Regions from separate parts of the Mus musculus genome. Here region 1 is linked to region 2. A link is a contact called in ENCODE Hi-C or POLR2A ChIA-PET data. All regions are on one chromosome and are shown on one strand. Each heading gives the region's core, a stretch centred on a gene start or an enhancer-like site at or near the end of the contact. The rest is flanking DNA. Distances are from core to core; before and after follow the strand shown. Region 1 holds the start of Plcl2 (phospholipase C-like 2). Region 2 has its middle 39 kb from the start of Plcl2.

Region 1 (4,343 bases), core at 1,385-3,884, 39 kb after region 2:
TTTTGGCATACTATTTACAATTTCTTGAATACCATTGCTCACGGAACAGGAGCGATGGAAAACAATCACTTAGTAACCGAAGAGGCACAGTCGGGAAGGAGGAGAAATAATTGCCTACCGCCCTGTTCGTGCCGAAGAAAAACTCTTCCTTCACTGAGCTTAAGAAACAGGTTGGGAGCCAAGAATTGCATGTCACAGGAACATGCCTCTTCCTGTCACCATATCAAGGTACCTAACGGTTGGCCGTTTGTGGAGCCAATATCTTTCTACCACATGTGTGACCAGGAGCTTGTGGGAGACAAGTAGTTAGGTCAGGGATGAATCGGAACCTGGCACGGGCCTTGGGCGTCTGCCATCATTAGTTACAGATCTGCCAAAATGCTTTGGGGAACGTTTTAATTTAAATGCCAAGTTTATTTCAACGAAATCTCCCTGATATGATCTGTTGGGAATCTAGAATGAAATAGACAGGTGTTCATTTTGAAGGGCATTTGTGAATTAGTTCTGTAAACAACAACCAAACAACCAAACAAAACAACAACCCATTCTGGGTGTTTGACCCTCAGGGTGCCCCTACTTAGCTCAGAACTCTCCAGGAAAGAGCTGAAGAATCTTTGTTAGCTACATCATTTTTTCTTTTGCTACTGTCATGTAAATGTAGAGGATTAGCGTCTACTACAAGAGGGGCAGGATCCTCCTGTGATGACTGAAAACATCAGAATTAGAGAACTTCTACAGGAAGACCCCTGCATTCTATCCTCTCTAACATACTCAAACACAATTATGACTATCAATCTAATAAAGCAAATGAAAAGCTGATTTGAAAGTATTTTTCTGTGAAACTGTCAGAAGACCAAAAATATATTTTGAGGCTAAACTAGGAAGGAGTTAATATGGAGGGGTGAGGCTAAAAAAAGAATTAAAATGTCATCTATCCATAAGAAAACATTTGTTAGTGGGTAGGCCCTATTTGACTTGCCCAGATGTTTACAAAAGCGTGCCAAGGGGATCAGAAGAATTAAAACACCCCAAGAATAACGAAAGGATTTTGATGTCGCATTTGAGGAAAGGGTGGACATGTTTATGAATGTAAAGCTCGTTTCCTTAGAGGCTCCTTGGCAATTTGCTACCATATTATGGTAACGAGGGCAAGGTCTCTAAGTTCTGTCCCAGGGGACTCTCAGGTACTCCTGGCCCAGGGAAAGTGCCTTTCCAGAAGATGAAATACAGTGAGAGAAAAACTGGGAAGCCAGAACCAGGCATGAAACTGGACCTCAGGGTGGCTGGGTTGGGGAGGTGGGTGGAGCCTCTGGTACCACACAGTGCACTCGTCCTGCTCTTCTGCCAATGGCTCTGCCAGGCTACACAGTGGCCCTGCGTTCTTCCTTGGCTCCAGGAATGGAGGTTTAAGGAAAGTATTTGCATATGAGAGCGACATGTTAATCATTGATTTTTGATCCTGTCCCAAACGATGGTCCTGATTTGGATGGTACCCACTAGGGGTTGAACAAGCAAGTCTCTCTAGTGTCAGGTTTAGGAAAGACACAGACTACAATGATAAACCTCCGTGGGACAACCCAGAGGCACCAAATAAACTCTGCGGAGGTCTTCTGTCTCTCAACGCCTGCCAGCCATGCCATCCCTACCCCAGATCCTGGCAACCTGTCGTGCTCATTGAGTTTAGCAGCCCAAGGACACGCAAGAGGATTGGTTTCTGTATGGGAAATGGGTTTGCTCCACTGAGGAAGCCCAGGGGGAGCAGGGTGGGAAGGGAGCGGGTTCCGAATGAAGGGCTGGAGCTGGACGCGAGGTGCAGCGGCCAAGACCACAGCCCCAGGACCCTCAGCTCGCCCGCGGCCTGCGGGTTCGCTGTCCCCCTCGGGATGCCTTCAGGTGACTGACAGCTGGCTGTGGCGTGCGCCTCGCTGAGCCGGCCTAGGAGAGCGACCACAACCGCAACGCCCGTGCCCGGAGCCCGGACGGGTCCCCTCGGCCTGTAGGGGGCAGCGCGAAGCCCGGGAGGCGATGGCCGCGGGTAAGTGGCGGTGGGCCCGGGGGCCATCAGAAGCCGCCCTGGGCCTCGGCTGAGCCCTGAAGGTGTGGGGGGGGGGGGGGAGACTGACGGGCCTGGGCGGAGCCGGGAACCCCGGAGCCCCGCGCGCCGCGCCTCCGCGTGTCGCCAGCGCCGCGGAGTGGGCGCACGTGTCCCTCGCGCCCCGCCGCCGCGAGCTCGTCGGTGAGCGCGGGGCCGGAGGGGACGCGGCGCTCGTCGGTGAGCGCGGGGCCGGAGGGGACGCGGCGCGCGGCGGTGGGCGCTGGCGCGCGCGCGTTATTTTTGGCGCCCGCAGCGGCGCGTGTGCCGGGGCGTGTTTTCCTTCCCCAGGTGCCGGCAGCGGGGGCGCCGCCGCCCAAGCTGACTCCTCTCTCCTCTCTCTCTCCCCGACCCCGGCAGGACCCCAGAGGTAATTCCGCCTGCACGACGTCCTTCGCGCCGGAGGCGAGCTCGCTGCACGCGCCACATCCCAACCAAAAAGAGAAAGAAAAAAAAAAAAAAGAAAAAAAAAGAAAAGAAAAAGCGGAAGAAGCGGCCGAGGCGGCGGCGGCGGCGAGGAGGAGGGGCCGCGCGCAGCGGCCCGAGGCGGCGGCGGCGGGGACGCGGGGACGCGGCTTTGTGCAGGCGGGTCGTGGGGCGCCCATGGCGGAGTGTGGCCGGGGCGCCGCAGGAGGGGCCCTGCCCACCTCCCCGAGCCCGGCCCTAGGCGCCAAGGGCGCCCTGAAAGCCGGAGCCGGGGAAGGCGGAGGTGGTGGCGGGGGAGGTCGCCTCGGCCACGGGCGGGCGCGCTATGACAGCGGCGGGGTTTCCAACGGAGACTGCAGCCTCGGCGTGTCCGGGGACGAAGCCCGGACCAGCCCTGGCAGGGGACCTCTAGGCGTGGCGCTCGCGCGGACCCCTAGCCCAGCTGCCGGTCCGGTCCCCAGGGACAGCAAACCGGGCGGCCTGCCCCGCCGGAGCAGCATCATCAAGGTAAGTAGGAGACCCGCGCGCGTCCTTGGGCTCGCTTTCCCCGCCCCGGAGAAGCTGTGGCGGAAGGAGGCGATGCAAAATGAGCCCACTGCGAAGGGGAAGCCAGGGTGTAGGGGTGTTTGGAGTGCTGGAGCAGGGATTGGAAAGCTGATGGCATTGGGAAAGAATGGAGAGGTGATCTGAGTGTGCAGGAGTGCTGTGCTCTGACATCCCCAGAGCAACTTGGGGCTGTCACCTCTCTCCAGATTGACTTGGAATTAAATGGCCTTGTACCTGCCTGGGTAGGACAGGCTTTTCAGAGGCAGCTTAGCATGGTGGCACACTCCCTGTAAGGTTTCTATTGTATTTTAAAGGACAGGGATCATGTGAAAATATTTTCTCAAAACCCCAGGCAATGAACATATATTATTTAATAGATTTCTTCTAATCTACTGGGTAATTGGTTGCCCCTTGCAAGTGATTGTATTTGGGGAATGTAAATACCTCTCCTTCAGTTACTCGGAGAAAGGGAACATAAACACAGATTTCCTCTTTTTTAGCCTCAAAAGCTCTGAGAGAATACAGTTCCGCACAATTTAATTCTTTCCTAGCTGCTATAAGCAGGCCTCTCCAAATTAGCAAGTTTCTTTGGAATGGTTTTTGCTTGTTTTTGTTTTTGTTTGTTTTGTTTTTCATGGTGCTATTTAGAAAGCCACCAGTTGTTTTGTGAATTTTAAATTTCAAGAGGTGACATTAAGAGTTTATGGTGGCTTCCTTCAAACATTGCAGTGTAGTTGCAACATAAAAATATTTCTTGTGACTCGAAGTGAAAAGAGAAAGTTGATAAGCTACGAAAAGTAGAACCTTGAGCCAGATCAGCCCATTTGGCTTGTTCAAATATGGAGCAAATATGGAATGTTGCTTTTTGAGACATGAAGGAGTTTTTAGGACAGGCCAGTGAGTACTGTCTGGTGCTAACTCATCCTGTTTGTGGCTGACAACCCTTAGGAGACAGGTCAGAATGTGCCAACAGCACAGAGTTGACACTGGTGGTATTTGAAATTCAGAAATGCTCAAGTACTGTGAAGGTGCCTCTGGGTTATCATCATCTGCAGCCATCTAGTGTAACAGACCACTTTGGTGCTGTGTAAGAGGCTGTTGTGAAACTGCATCTAGCCTTGTCATCTGCTTGCTCAGGTTTTGTGTGGACAGGGCACAGTTGAAGGGCTTAAAGATCAAGTGCATTGCCTGTCTCTAAAGATCAAGTGTATGGTCTAACTTTTAAACCAAGAAAAGCGGTGTCCGTTTTTTCCTGCTTGTGTAGCTCTTAGTGATGGAT
Region 2 (4,205 bases), core at 1,031-3,530:
AAGATGTAAAACTTTTAGCTCCTCCTGGACCATCTCTACCTGTACACTGCCATGATCCTGCCTGGGTGATAATGGACTGAACCTCTGAACCTGTATGCCAGTCCCAATTTAATGCTTCCCTTATAAGAGTTGCCTTGATCATGGTGTCTTTTTACAACAGTGAAACCCTAAGACACTTTGACTAGCATTCTGTAGACCAGGTTGGCATAGAACTCAGAGATCTACAGGCCTCTGACTCCCAAGTTCTGGGATGAAAGTCATGTGCTGTCTGCAGGCCAAATGAATGTTAATGCTCTTTTCTTTTATCAGTGAGCTAAAAGGTCAGATGTCTAAAGGGGTTCCACAGCTGGATCTAAACCCTAAACAAGCCTTTGTTTCTGTTCTGTTTGCTCTGGTACATACTCAGTATTGTTGGTGGGAATTAAGTTTCATGCAGACATTTTAGCACACATGGAAATGAGAAGAGGTGTTCCTTGTTTTCTTTTCCTCCTCAGGCTAGGCTAGAAGGATGTCTTTTCCGAAGTGATAAACATGCTGTGTCCAGACCCAGAGAAAAGGAACTCTGAACTCATAGAACACATTTCTAAAAGTGTGCCCATGTGACAATCGGGACAGCGGGGAGGTCTTTTCAGCATGCTCAGTTCCTACTGTTGGACTCAAATAGCACTCTGAGGAGAAACCCAGGACAGGCTGCCTTTCCTTTCTTCCTGTGAACCACTATTTCTGCCATGCATGAAGAAGTGATGCCGGGGTTCTGGGTGGTCTTTTATGATCCACATTGACAGTTAGCTCTCATTTTTAAAAGGTCATTCAAAAAAGCAACGATTAAAACTTGACATTTCTTTTTTTTATATACAGTATTTTCATAGATTTTAGGGTTTATTTTGTTAAGTAGAATTCCCATTCTGATCTTCATAAAGCAATCATGGAATCGTGGTATTTTTTAAAATAAGCCTCTCCAGATTCTTTTTACTTTTTAGCATAATGCTCCAGAAAAGAGAAAGTCTTTACCAAAAAAAAAAAAAAAAAAAAAATGTTGTGTTTGCTATCCTATAGTCTACAGTTGTAGCTCAGTTATCAAAATGAATGCTCTTTCAGAGTGGTTGTACTTATTTATTTATTTATTTATTTACTTACTTACTTACTTAGTCTGCTTCAACGTCAACATGAAAATTAAAATTCAGGGTCAGTTATTGCTGGGGAGTGTTCTCCACGATGTAATTTGGTTGCTAGGCAACCTGTGGGCGGATATTAGCGAGAGGAAGAGAGCGCTCCTCAGCCTGCCTTCAATAGCAGTATTGCCTTTCATTTCAAACGTGCTAAATAATAGGGCCCTGCAATTTGCCTCCCTTGCCCCGTGCTGCTTACTTTTCCTCTTGAATGGAAAATTAATCTGGTTTAGTGCGGGTAACATTTGCAACTGTACTTCCTCTCCCAGGCACCGAAGGGGATGGGGGTGGTTCATTCATTTTAGTTGTGGGAAAGGCAAACTGCTGCATTTTCGTGGTTTTTTTTTTTTTTCCTCTTTACTTCTCCATTTTTTCCATTGTGGTTGTTGAGAAAACTGATCATGCACAACCTTTTATATAGGATGAAGAAAGAGGAGATGGGAAGCCAGGACCTTATTTATAGGATGCAGCTTAGAGTCTGGTGAGGTCATGAAGTTCCCTCAAGTCTGAAAAGACTCAAGTCTGAAAAGATAGGACGGAATGGTTAGTAAGCCGTGCTTAGGGAACTGGCATGAAGATCAAAGCCACACTTTTACCTCAGCTGCGGCTCCAGCATCCTCTGCTGCACCTCTTCTCAACCTAACACCTCGCACAGAGTTGGTCTTCAACAACCGACCACACAGAAGCCAACATTCTGAGGTGCCGGGCCTGGAAACAGAAAGTTCTCTCAGAACAGCTGCTTGCTGTAATAGTGTGTTCAGAGCCTCACGTCATTTCCTGTCTCAGCAGCTGAAAAAAAAAAAAATCGTAAAAACCAAGGTTGGCAAGCTGTTCTGGCTGCACGCGAACCAGAGTCTGGTTCACCACCGAAGCCCTCCTGTGCTCTTTCTGCACTGAGGAAACCGGCTTTGATCTGCTCTGAGGTCACAACCGCTAGCGAGCTATGTCAGCGCTTCACTTCATTTAGAAGAGATTTAACAGGAGGCCCATGGCTTTGCAAATCTGTTCACCGTGGTCTTGGTCTAAGCATATGAAGATAGTAACTTGAGATTCTTGTTGAGAAATCCCTCTTCTGGCCTACTTTTTTTTTTCTCTCTCTAGGCAGTCTAAATGCTTTCCCTTTAGGGCTGGCATGGATCCAGCCTATTGACTGGCCTCCTGCTGCTGGTAAACTTCCGGCTCTTCCAGTCTTTTCCCTGTGTTCTTCCATACCACATTGCTCGCATAATCTTCTCCAAATTGTCAAGGTTTTCAAAACCTTTTTAAAACCAGATCATTTCCACTTAGTCTTGTTTCCTAGAATCCTCCAGGAGAAGGAGGAGGAGGAGGAGGAGGAGGAGGAGGAGGAGGAGGAGGAGGAGGAGGAGGAGGAGGAGGAGGAGGAGGAGGAGGAGGAGGAGGAGGAAGAGTTATAGTTAGGTTGGACATACCAGGGAAAGAGGACTGGCATGCAGGAGGGACTTAGAGATCTCAGAGCACAAAAGGCACCTTTAGATAACTAAGAGGTGACAGGCAGCTGAGTACAGGAACCGGAAGTAGGTTCAGGAAGAGGTCCAGAGCCGGAAGGCCAGGGGTGCATGCGGAAGTGCAGGCTCTGAGCTGGCCAAGACATAAGACAGGAACCAGGCTTTCTCTTGTCACTCTCCTTTGTGTGACCCTCCCCACTCTTTTCCTTTTAAGTGTCTCAGATGTTCTTTTTCCTTCCCTGAAGCTACCAGTCTCCTATTTTTCAAGTGTTTTGTAAATACCAGGTCTTGACCTATGAACAGGTGGTGGGATCAATGTTGTGAATACTTACCAGCATTTCCAAAGCATCGAACAACAGTGGAATAACACAGGGCTGAAAACATAACTAAGATGCATTGCACTTGCCTAGTATGTTGATCCCCAACACCAAAAAAACAAAACAGTGTCAAACACAGAAGGGACAGAATGATTTAAAACAGAATATGCAGAATCATATACGACAAAATAGAAAAAACTTGAGTTCGAGTTTGGAAAAGCCATTAGGGTAAGCTTTGATCTCACTTATATGAGTGCATACAGGTGTGTGTGTGTGTGTGTGTGTGTGTGTGTGTGTGTGTGTGTTTGAAATGTGGATTGCTGTGGGAAGCAGGCAGAGGACCAGAAGGGAGTCTCAGCAGTCAGGAGCACTAGCTGCTCTTGCAGAAGAGCTGGGTTCCGTGTTGAGCACCCACATGGCAGCTTGAAACTACCTGTGACTTCAGTTCCAGGGGATCTGACACCCATTTCTGCTCTCCAGGAACATTAAGCACACAGGTGGCACAAATACAGATGTGTAGGCAAAACACCCAGGCACACAGAAAAGAACAAAGTACATGCATTTTTAAATGTATGATTTTTGAAAATCATAAAATCACATATTTAGAAGTGGAAAAACCTACACACTAATATGATTGGGTAATGGTTTTCTCAGAAGAACTTTTAAGAGGACCATGTTGATAAAGTTTTAATACGTCTGTATCTTTATATCTAACCCAAACAAAACTATTCTTGAATTTAAAATTCTTTTTTTTTTCTTGGAATTTTCCCTTTGCAAGTTAGCATCCTCCGTGGGGGAAATATGGTTTGTTTCTATCCTCCAAAAGATGTCATAACAAGAAGTTTCCACAACTATTGATTGGAGTTAAAACTTCAGCCATGTCTGCTTGCAGGATGCACATTGACTGAGGTCAAGGAGCTCTGACTCTGGTGGGAAGAAGGTGAGTTTTCCTGACCGCTCTGAGATGCCACTGTGGCAGGCAGGCAGGCAGGCAAAAAGATGTGACATGTAACTGATGTTTGCAGACAGTGGTCGGTAGGTACAGAGGAGCCCATCTTTACTTGACGAGAGACTACTGAGCTTTCTGTTTGCTTGATCTAACATTGTGCTACTGAATGTTAGAATTCACCATTTTTATATAACCTGCAGGCTATTTCATGATCATTGAAAACACCCTTTTCATTGAATTAAAGTCAAATAACAGGCATGTAAAGGAAAAATCCAAACAGCCTCATATTGGGCACCCACCCTTC

Evidence for each region. A loop is a pair of places that touch in the nucleus more often than their neighbours do. ChIA-PET counts read pairs that join two places held with the same protein, here RNA polymerase II (POLR2A).
Region 1: a map of heart shows a loop between it and region 2 (6-fold over the local background). The contact joins the promoter of Plcl2 here to the enhancer-like site in region 2. A Hi-C loop is called at or near these places in 10 of 37 maps with a recorded cell type or tissue (T-helper 17 cell, T-helper 2 cell, heart and 3 more). POLR2A ChIA-PET finds 5 or more read pairs at or near these places in 1 of 5 experiments (embryonic stem cell).

Annotation. Positions count from the first base shown.
Region 1 is chr17:50,506,913-50,511,255 of GRCm38, forward strand. It overlaps Plcl2 (phospholipase C-like 2), which reads left to right and starts at 2,635. Exons shown (of 6, transcript NM_013880.3): 1 at 2,635-3,025. The coding sequence starts at 2,696.
Region 2 is chr17:50,468,685-50,472,889 of GRCm38, forward strand. No RefSeq gene overlaps it. Among named protein-coding and RNA genes, the nearest start is that of Plcl2, 39 kb to the right of the region's middle. Within about 2 kb of position 2,281, at least 2 of the 3 ENCODE cell types and tissues checked have a DNase peak (open chromatin) inside an H3K27ac peak, as active enhancers do; they include heart, where a contact is called at or near this core.